2 separate regions of the Homo sapiens genome follow, and region 2 is linked to region 1. A link is a contact called in ENCODE Hi-C data. All regions are on one chromosome and are shown on one strand. The core of a region is the stretch at or near the end of the contact, and the rest is flanking DNA. Distances in the headings are between cores, read along the strand shown.

Evidence for each region. A loop is a pair of places that touch in the nucleus more often than their neighbours do. Pooled maps may share reads with other maps.
Region 2: a map of naive thymus-derived CD4-positive, alpha-beta T cell shows a loop between it and region 1 (36-fold over the local background). The contact joins the promoter of RBFA here to the promoter of TIMM21 in region 1. A Hi-C loop is called at or near these places in 1 of 168 maps with a recorded cell type or tissue (naive thymus-derived CD4-positive, alpha-beta T cell), 1 of 37 single-sample maps with no recorded cell type and 9 of 50 pooled maps.

The regions. Positions count from the first base shown.
Region 1 is chr18:74,144,197-74,150,029 of GRCh38, reverse strand. TIMM21 (translocase of inner mitochondrial membrane 21) reads right to left here and starts at 1,507. Exons shown (of 6, transcript NM_014177.3): 1 at 921-1,507. The coding sequence starts at 1,221. FBXO15 (F-box protein 15) reads left to right here and starts at 2,196. Exons shown (of 10, transcript NM_001142958.2): 1 at 2,196-2,360. The coding sequence starts at 2,245. RefSeq lists enhancers at 1,257-1,346, 1,427-1,476, 1,507-1,626 and a silencer at 2,317-2,466.
Region 2 is chr18:80,031,186-80,036,294 of GRCh38, reverse strand. RBFA (ribosome binding factor A) reads right to left here and starts at 1,861. Exons shown (of 7, transcript NM_024805.3): 1 at 1,642-1,861. The coding sequence starts at 1,799. It also overlaps a transcript of TXNL4A not described here. RefSeq lists silencers at 1,666-1,815, 1,926-2,005, 2,016-2,335, 2,218-2,374, 2,406-2,575.

The DNA of each region.
Region 1 (5,833 bases), core at 258-2,757:
TCCTACCACAATGCTTCATAGGCCTGTTTGAATTCTGGACGCAGCATATTCCATATTTGGGAATGTTGCTCCCATCAATTCACTCAGCCACAAGGACTGTCACGTCTGAATGGGGTGCAGATGAGGGAAGGGGTCCCTAAGCAGGCCTGGTGTGCAGTGCAAGCATGAGCACTGTTGCCTGAGCCAGATGACCTGATGCACATGCTGTTTGCCACTTCTATGCCTTTCACCTCTGCATACAGGTTGTTCCTTCGTGCTGAACTAGTATGAATGAAAAGCTAGGTTTTTGGCATAGTCAGCAGACTCTAAAACAATTGGTATGATCCAATTTTTTGGGTTAAAAATTATTAAAAGGTATGTGTATGAAAGTGCAAAATGTTAAAAATAGTCATCTTCGTGTGGTATAATCATGGCGGTCTAAATTGCTTTGTCTTTTTTTTTCCTACAAATCACATGCGAAATGAAGACATTAAAAAAAAATCTTAAAATATCTGTGAATACATCTCTGACTTTCCCTGACAACTTACATTCCATCCTCCCTATTTTATGTTTTTCTATTACTGCAGGTAACATGTGAAAGTTTTCCCTACCAGTTATGAGTCAATAATCTCTCTCTCTCTCTTTTTATCCTATCCAATTACTCTTTATTATATGTAACAGAGCCAATATAACTTGAGAAAAATTTCCCAAACATAATGAAAAAAAGTTATATCAAATTCAAGATCAACTTTCACATCTGAGTTCCAATCTGTGAAGAAAACTGTAGATCTATATGTTCTAGTTCTAAATTATGTTTAAACGGTTTTTAAAAATTCATGTGAATTGCTTTTTCACCTTTAGCAGTGAACTTGGTATAAAAGGGCATTGGCAGCTCTTGTCATGTCTGTTGAAAGCCCAATCATTAAAGTACTCCTTTTTACCTTTTTGTGATGTTGGGACGGCGGTTCCCCCTCTCTGACTCCTGTGCACAGACACTTGTTTGCTGCCATCCTCCTTTGCTTTTCGGGGGCTCGGTCCCTGCGTCCAGATGGTTTTCTGGGTGACTCCAAGAATACATCTAGGTCGCAGCGTTTTCTTTTGATATTGAAGCCCACATCTCAAACTGGGCTCAGTCTTCAAGCACGCTTTGTTAAGCACGATGTATGGCAAAAGCAATCGCTTTGCCGAGGACCTGTGCAGCTTCTCCGTATACTGTACGGCTCGTAGAAAAGTACAAATCATGTTCACGGAAAATCGTTCCGCTTAGGGACGATGCTAACTACAATTAGGAAAGCTTTAGGGTTCACTACACATGCGGCCGGACACGTACTCAAGCCTATACGTTTACATTACATGGGGTGTTAGGCAAAAACGTCAGTTTCCGCAGCGTAAATGAAAACGAAAAGTCTCCAGGGAGAACCTGATGTCTACCTTCCCTTCTGTCTTCTTTCCATTTTAATTAACAGGCTCTGATCACCTTCTGGGCTGACATTCACAGTGTCCCCGCCATGCCTTCGCAAAGTCACCTGGGAAACCCCCGTCTTCCTGGGAATAGTAGTTTGAAAACCTCGCTCTTAACTGGGATACGGCAAAGAGGCGCGCAAAAGAGACTACATCTCCCACAATTCAAGGCGGCCAGAGCACGGCGCAGGTCCTTCCCGCGCCCCCAGACGCCTCCGCGCCCAGCGTCGGCGCAGACGCTGCGCGTCCCTGGAGCGGCGGAAAGTGGGGTGTTGGTGGGGGAATTGGTACCACCCACCCTACGTGGTTCAGGCGGGACTTGCAAAAGCCAAATTAGCAGTTACAATCTACGTGTTTTCCTGATCCTTATAGAGAGGACTGTGCACAGTGGGAAATACCCCCTTGGACTGTGGTCTTGCCAATTCCGCGTGGGCAAATGATTTAGTTTTTGCGTTTTACTGTGTTTTCAGAAAAACTGGACAATAAAGAGTCAGCAAGTGGGGATGAACGAGGCCGCTGCAAAGCAGGCACCGGTTTCCTAAATGGTTAAGCCGCGAACTTGGCTTGGCGCCCTAGGCGGCAGAATGTTAGGGGTGGGTAAGGAAGCCGAGGCCCGGAAGTTTCTAGAAGCCCGCTCTGTGAGCGGGTGTCTGGCGCGGTGCCGTCTGCGCAAGGGTGGGCATACCGTTACTTTTGCTCACGCGCGCATGCGCATAAGGGGTGTGGCGACGTGCGGGCGTGGGGGCGGTGCGTGCACTCTTCGTTTCAGCCCTGGCGCGGTCCTGTGGTGAACTCCTTGTCTCTATGGCGACTGGACGCGGTCGGATCTTGCAGCAGCACTGGCTCGGCCTCCAGACGCTGCGCGGGCCCAGCAGGGGCGGTGGCGCGGCCCGGGGGCGCGCCAGGGCCTTTGGGTGCAGGTGACTGTAGGGCCTGCGGGTGGGGTCCCCTGGCGGGAAGCCCGTCACTGCGCGGCCCCGCTCTCTTCACCGTGTATTTTATTCGTCCAGCTTGGCGCAAGGCCCGTGGCCGTCTTCAACGTGAGAAGGGTATGGAAGAACGACCGGAGGAAATCCTTTCTACCCTGCAACGTGGGGTACCCTAAGTTATGACACAAATAGAGTAGCCTCTCGGGGAAATATTTTTTCTTGCGGCGCCTGTGGCCGGGGATGCGCGCACCTGCCAGGACAGGTGCAGGTCCAAGAGGTCGTTTCTCCGGGATGCGTGCCCTAAATTCACGTGTGCTCCGCCCCTGCCTTCGTATTTTCGCTCTTCTGTAACCAAGAATCTCCCTTCGTGTTTTTCATGACCTTACAACTTAGGGAAGTAGAGTCTGTTCATCAAAACCTTATCAGTTGACACCCTCATCCCCCAAGCAGATACCTCGGGCAGGCAGGTTGGTCTGGCGGGTGGGGGGCAGCACTTTCTGCACCTCCAACGTCAAGGCTAAGTTGCCATCTACATTGCCAGGTCTTGCTCATCTGCTTTCCAGAAGCATCTTCAGCGTGAAGAAGTAAAATGAGCCAGTGCATCAGAAGTATCAGCATGCATAATGGTACCTTATGAAATCCCTCTCATTATATCGTGAGCTGTTCCCTAGCTGTGTACCCATCACTGCAGTTAGTTTACAGATGGAGGGATAATGCCAAGAATGGTTTACATTCTTGAGGATTATCTTTCTGCTTGTAAGACTCCTTGATTTATAAATAGGGAAAGTCATGCATATTTTGCCTTCTAATAAACCAATGGTCTATGTTTAAGCACACAAAGGGAGTCTATTACATACTAGTTGAACTACTTGTTTTTTCCCCCTGAATCTCCAGAACTATGTCCTGTGTCCTCTCTAGGTCTCCATTACTTCCACTTACCTGTTTTCAGAAGCCCAGCCCTGTTGCTTAGTGCTGTGATAATAGTTCTTAATTGAATACCTATAATGCTAGACATACCACAAGCCTTGTCACAAATAGAATGGTGACAATGCCTGCAAAAATTCTTTTATGTAGGAGAAAAAGCAGGAATTTAAATAGGAAACTTGAACTTTTAATCAATTTGCTGCTATTACTAAAATTAGTCTTTACATAGTGCTCTATTAGGGGGAAGCAGAATGATTTTTATATGATGAATCTTTTATCCTTTGTAAGTTGAGTGAACTTCCTGGATTGATATAATTAGAGGGCCTGTCATTATGCCTGGCATGGGAACCTGCATTTCAAGCTGATTTGGAAATGTATGCATTATTTTTGGTAAAGAAAAGTCCGCTGCTAAAAATAGAATGATTGACTATGGTCAAAGCAGGTGGTTATTTTAATATATCGCTGTGGAAAATTAGATGTTGTTAAGGAATCAGTGTTCCCTTTTAACACAAAATGTGAATATGTATAAATATCACAAACTGTAAGAAGTGTAGCAGAAAGCGTATTAAGTTGGCTTAATTTGTACCTGCTGTAATTTATTTGATTTGCCAGATATTTAAAATGAAGCACAGTCATTAGGTTTTTAAAATATTGGACTTATTGAAAGCTATCAGACAAAAACCTGTCACTTGAAAAAAAGTGTTTTCAAACTAAATTTATCTTGCTAAATGTATCAGTGTATGTCTACACTTAACCTTGTAGACGTATAGATTCGCATAAAAACATAAATAGAACTTGCTGATTTGTTAATTATGTGGACCTTAAAAATGTGCAATTGGGGCCGGGTGCAGTGGCTCACGCCTGTGATCCCAGCACTTTGGGAGGCGGAGGCGGGCAGATCTGGAGGTGAGGAGATCGAGACCATCCTGGCTAACACTGTGAAACCCCGTCTCTACTAAAAATACAAAAAAATTAGCCCGGCATGGTGGCGGGCGCCTGTAGGCTCAGGTACTCAGGAGGCTGAGGCAGGAGAATGGCGTGAACCCAGGAGGCGGAGCTTGCAGTGAGCCGAGATAGCGCCACTGCACTCCAGCCTGGGCGACAGAGCCAGACTCTGTCGCAAAAAAAAAAAAAAAAAAAAAGTGCAGTTGGTTTATTTTATGGATAAATAGAAATGTGTTTCCAATAGTGTTAAAAGGTACACTGATAAGATGTATGGTCTCATGTAAGACATGGTACAGAGAGCTCTGACAGGACATTAAGGAGATGGGCGTCTCAGAGACTGTCTTTGCTTCTAGCTTGGGACCTTAAGTTTCTTTAGTTGCCTTGTTAGAGCCTTAGCCTTGTAAACTGAAATGAGGGACTCTATGAGATCCATTTTAATTGTGAAAAAACAAAACAGCAAGAAATAAGCTTTGACGTTTTAAAAGTGTGAAAACATGTTTGTAATAAAATAGCCTTCATATTCCAATTAAATAAAGGATGAAATGTCTTAAAGCACTTACACATTACCTTGTGCAGAGTATATGATTAAGAAGTATTTGTAGAATTGAACTAACTAAGCCCTGTTAAATGTTTTAGCCAAAGATAGAGGCATATCCATTCGTTACTGAATTAGGGTTTCAGATTAGGGAAAAGCATTTGGTACTTAAAAAAAATAACTAGTACCAAACAGGATTTATTTGCTTAATCGTTATTTAAAACTATCTTTGAGTGGGGAGAGTTACAGCATGACTTTGAGGAACTTACTAAGATCATTTTATTTACATATATTTTATATGCATATATGTTTACAAAACAGGTGACTTTATTTCACTGGTGTTTTCACAGTAATCTTTCATAAATTCGGGACACACAAGTTAAGGTTTTCAGTAAGAACTTGGTGGTGGATTAAGCCAGTATGTATTCTTGAAACATCTAAGCACCCTGGCGCTGTGCTTCTCAAACGAGTAGTTGTAGTGGGTGGGGAACACATAGAGCATCTTCTTTGTCTGCAAAATCAACACAAAGGCTTTGGGGAAAATGTTAAATAATTTAACTGGTAAATAATATAATACATTTTTATGATAGGACAAAGACAGATTATTTAGTAGAATGCAGTATTTGCTTTAATTTTTAAGATCAATTGGGAGACTCCTAAGAAATTTTGAGTTTGCTGCAGACTGTACCCCCAGATTTCGGGGGACCTGGTTTCAGTTTCTTTGCAAGAGTTCTGTTGCTAGGAATGCCTTTGAGAACCACTGCTCCAGTCTCAAGGATTGTGCTGTCAAACTGTGATTCCCTGGCCTTCTTTTGCATGTGACTCTTAGGTTTGAAATTAAAACAACACCCCCACCCCCCAACTTATTACAGATTCAATATGCTAAGAAAAATTAGAACATACATGGAGTTATGCCCCCTAAATCGTCCCCATTTAAAAAGACCTTCACCAACAGATTTTGTAATCCTATGAATCAGATCTGTTAACTGTTAAACCTTGGTGTCTCTAGATCTCTTTTCTTTGTATGCATATATTTACTTTTCCTCTTAGAGAAATAGAA
Region 2 (5,109 bases), core at 612-3,111, 5.9 Mb before region 1:
ATTAAGCAAATGGATGGTGGGAGCCACGCTCACCATTGGAGTGCGACTTACAGATCAGCAAGGAGAGGAGGCTAGAATGATCCACACAGTACGTCTGGAGTTGGAGACAGATGGCTATACACGGAAATGTTTATAGGTGCATATTTACACAAGGGTTAGTAGAAACACATATATCCTTTCGTCAGATGAGATGGCCCAAAAGACAGACACCCCAGAAGCAATGAACACACCCAGCACCCATGGTTTCTAATCTCTCTCTCCAATAAAAGGAACGAGGGCTTCTTGGAGAAATGGCTGATTTTAGGGCTGTGGTACGAAACACACAAGATGAGCCTGGAGTATCTTGTAGTGCCAGAAAGTAGGAAAGTGTTTAACACACACAGAACCCAGCAAAACCCCACAATGACAGGGTATGCAAACAGGACATAGGAGCTTAGTGAGCTCCTAAGGGCCTGAGCTGGAAACATTCGAACAAAACTAAGTAACACGGGATTATAACCCATGAGTTCTTGGTGATATGAATGAATTAATACATGGGGTGAAGAGACATATCCCTTGTGCAGAATGCAAACCACTTATGAGCAAAATTCCCCACTCATTAGGCATGGGCTGCACACAGCGACTTTCTCCCAGAGTACAGTAAGGAAAGGGGGCAAAAAGAGTAACTTTACGGTAGAGAAACCTGGCAAGCACCTCATGCAGGGGATCACGGCCAGCGTGGACCCTGGATACGGTGCGATGAGAATGGCCTTTACCTCTGTAGTCTTCCTCCCCAAAAGCCATAATCCACGTCTAAGCATTAAAAAAACAGGCACATTCCAACAGAGAGGCATCCTGCAAAGCACCTGACCAGTACCCCTCAAAACTGGCACAGCCATCAAAACCAGGGACAGTCTGGGACACTACCCCAGCCTAAGGAAACAAGACAATTCAATGTAACGTGGACCTTGGGTGGGCACCTGGGACAGGAAGGGACAGCAGGCAGAACCAAGGAAAAGTGAATAAAGTATGAGCTTCAGTTAGCAACACTCTTATCAATATCGGCTCATTAACTGGAACACGTTGGAAGCTAAAGTCCGACGCTAACACAGGGGGAGCTGGGTGCCAGGACACAGGAACGCGGTACTATTTTTGCAATTTTTCTGCAGGGTCTAAAACTGTCTTTAAAAGTAGTGTATTAAAGTAGAAAACATACAACCACCTACCATACTTAGAAGAACTAAAAGCAGTGTGAAAAGTCAATGTATTTTATTGTACTTATCTTTCATAATTTAAAAACACTAATTATCATGACAAGCTTTAGTCTTCAAATTCACACAGAAAGTCAACATTAGCAAGGAAATTCTTATATTTTTTCATTTTTCCTCATTTTCTGAAACTAATCTTCTGAAAAATACGTCTGGTGACAAGAATCAAAATAAACACACATTGTCACTTTGTTTTCTTAACCCGACACACGTCCACGAACACAAAAGCTGCAAATGCTGACAGTGAGAGCTAGAACTGCTGCAGACCCCAGGAGGCAGGAACTGGCGAGCTAGGCCGCATGGGCGCAAGAACGCGGATGAGCGGACACCGCAACCCGGGGACACCGCCCCCTAGGGAATACCGCGCCCAGGGACACCGCCCCCGCCGCATTACTTGGTTTTCGAGGCAAATTTCTTGAGCCAGTTCTTGCAGGAGACAGCAGAGCAGTGAAGTCCCCGCTCGCAGCCTGGAAATAGCGCAGCATCGCGGCTACGGAACAGGGCCCGGAGACCCGCGCGGGAGCGCCACAGCCCGCCCGCCGCAGCCCACATGGCGCGGCGCCGGGACCCGGAGCGAGCAGGGAGACAACGGGCGCAGGCGCGGAGCGACAACTGACGCGAGGGTGGCGGCGTGTGGGCGGGGCGACGGCGCAGAGCGGGAGGAAGACTCACGCCTGGCAGGCGGCGTGTGGGCGGGGCGATGATGCAGGGCGGGGCGATGATGCAGGGCGGGGCGAGGACAGACGCGAAGCTGACGGCGTGTGGGCGGGGCCACGGCGCGGGGCGGGACGAAGACGGGGTGCAAGGCGGGCGGGGCAACGACGGCGGAGGGGCGAAGGCCCGAGGGGGGCGGTAGGTGGGCGGGGCGAGGACAGACGCGAAGCTGACGGCGTGTGGACGGGGCGACGGCGAGGGACGGGGCAAAGACTGGACGCAAGAAGGGGCGGGGCGACAACGGCGGAGGGGCGAAGGCGCGAGGCGAACGGCGAGTGGGCGGGGTGAAGACCGACGCGAAGCGGGCGGTGGTTGGGCGGGGCGAAGACTGACGCGAGGCGGGCGGTGAATGGGCGGGGCGAAGACTGGCGCGAGGTGGGCGGTGGGTGGGCAGGGCGAAGACTGAAGCGAGAAGGGCAGCGCGAGGTGGGCGACTACCAGAGCGAAGCGAGCGGCGTGTAAGCGGGGTGAAGACAACGCCAGGTGGGCAGTGTGCGGGCGGGGGGGGCGGCAACGGGGGCGGGGCGAAGGACGACGCGAGGCGGGGCCGGCGGGAGCTGGGCGTGGGGAGGCCGCGTGGGCTGCGCGGAGGGTGTGCCACTCGGGGAAGCGTGGGAACCGCCTGGTTGCCTGGCGCTGCGTAGCTAGGAACACGTTTTGTTTAAATACTGGGAACTGACGTAGGCGGGTGCGCCGCACAAAGCAACGAAGGCATCGAAGCCTGGAGACCTGGGCAGGGCCGCTGTCGGCGGGAGGCTGCGAGGGGTCCGTCTGTTTCCGCCACTGGGCCCTCCAGGGCTTTGCTGCTGCGCCGCCTTCTCCCCGGGCACCTAGAGAAAGTCCCCAGATTGGGCGTCCTCCCCAGAAGTGGTCTCGCCCCGCCCGCCTCCCCAGAGTCAGCGTGGCCCAGCGGGGAAGCTGCTCCCCCCGGGCGTGGAAAGAGAAGTGAGCGCGACCGCAGTGTTGGGGATGCGTGGGCTGTGACTCCCCCGAGGCGGCTGCTGTGGTGTGAGACACGTCTGTGTGTGTGTGTGTGTGTGGGCGCGTGTGGATGTGTACATGTGTATGTGTGCATATGTACGTGTGTGTGCATGTGTGTGGACATGTATATGTGTGCATGTGCGTGCGCGTATATATGTGTGTGTGTATGCGTATGTATGTGTGTATATATTGTCAATCGAAGAAAACGACGAGACAAGTCTCTAATCATTTTAGGAGATTTATTTGCCAAAGTTAAGGACGCACCCAGGAGACAGGTCTACGCCTTTCTCCAAAAATGATTTTGAGGGCCCCAGATTTAAAGGGGAAAGGGCGGAGTATTGAGAAGCAGAGTTTTCACAAACAAACGGGCAGAGGAAAAACGTGGGGAATCTGCATTTTACATAAGATAACGCAGACAAAATGTGGTAGGGGAACAATCAGATGGGCTAGGGTGACTGCACCTGTAAAGATAAGCTATCAATTTGCATTGCCATGGTTAAGTTTTATTTTTTTGAAATGGAATCTCTCTCTGCCGCCCAGGCTGGAGGGCACTGGCGTGATCCCGGCTCACTGCAACCTCCACCTTCCAGGTTCAAACAATTCTCCCGCCTCAGCCTCTCGTGTAGCTGGGATTACAGCTGTGTGCCACCACACCCAGCTACTTTTTGTATTTTTAATAGAGACGGTGTTTCCCCATGTTGGCCAAGCTGGTCTCAAACTCCTGACCTCAAGTGATCCGCCCAACTCGGCCTTCCAAAGTGCTGGGATTACAGGCGTGAGCCACCGCGCCTGGCCACCATGGTGAAATTTCAACAGCTCACCAGGAATCTCCTTGTGGGCAAAATATGGGGGAGGCGTGTAGCCTTTCATCTTGTAGCCATCTTATTTAGGAACCAAAAGGGGGAGACAGGTTTGCGTGACCCAGTTCCCAGCTTGACTCTTCCCTTTGGCTAAGTGAATTTGGCGTCCCAAAATTTAATTTCCTTTCACATTTCCCCCCTTTTTTTTCTTTAAAATCTTTTGGAGAAAAGCATTTTAAAAAGGAATGTGGGTTCCTGGCCTCAGGTTGCTGCTTCCTCCTTTCTTCCCACCTGCTGGTTTGTTGTTGCTGGGATGGTTTATTCCTAGAAGTTCAAGTCCTCCGTCACGAGGAATGCTCATTCCTAGGAGATCATGTCCCACGAAGATAAAAAATAGGGAGGAAAGGAAAAAAGAGGAAAAAAAGAAAAATGTATAGGGACCTAGGCCAGACTTATAGCAACAAAAGGAGGGCAAAACTGGAAGCTAGGTCAGGCTACATTACTGCCTCCTGAATTAGAGCAATTCTCTGAGCAGTCATTACCCTAGCCCTTTCAGTTACACATGGACTTATTTGCAAACATATACCACAACAACATTATAAGCAAAAACAGGACAGATCAGAAATTGTTCTTATTATAAGCACTAGCTTGTGCCACCAAGTTCCCCAGAATCCAAACCAGCTGCTCAACCAATCAGTGAGGGTTTTGGGTCTGACAGGTTGATTATCTGGGTTTTCATATCAGTCATAAGCCGGGTTATGTTCTTCATTTTCTGGAATATACACACAACATTCAGTTGTTCTGGTGCAAGTGCCCCCTTGTGCTGCCGTTAGTGTATCTAAAGCCATATGATTTTGCAGCACTGCTTTCCTCATAAGCATGACCCCGTCGTTTGGCAAAGAGGTAACTCATGTAGCCATCATTCAGGGCCTTTTGGGTGTAATTTGTTAAGGCTTCTATATCCCATATAGCATCTTCAATAGCTATCTGTGGTACAAAGATTGAAGTTAAATGATCATACCATTGGAATACTGAACGTGTCCAACGAGATTGTAAATGAAAAAGGTTTGCTGTTTTTGGCAGGGTCTGAATTACTCGTCCTTGTGCCCAAGCATAACCTGGGGAGCATCATCCCAACCACCCTGGAGGTGACCACAGCCATAAGTTAGTGCCACATAGCCAATATGTCCCACTTGGAGCTAGCCAATAAATAGTTGGTCACTGCACCCAGTCAGTGGCATGCCAGTCAGTGTCTCATAATACAATAATGTGGTCACAACATTCTCCAGGTGTCCACCCCATATATCTTCCTACTGTTTGGCCACAGGTCCTGGGTGTGATTTCTTTGCTCCCAGCACAAAGGAACA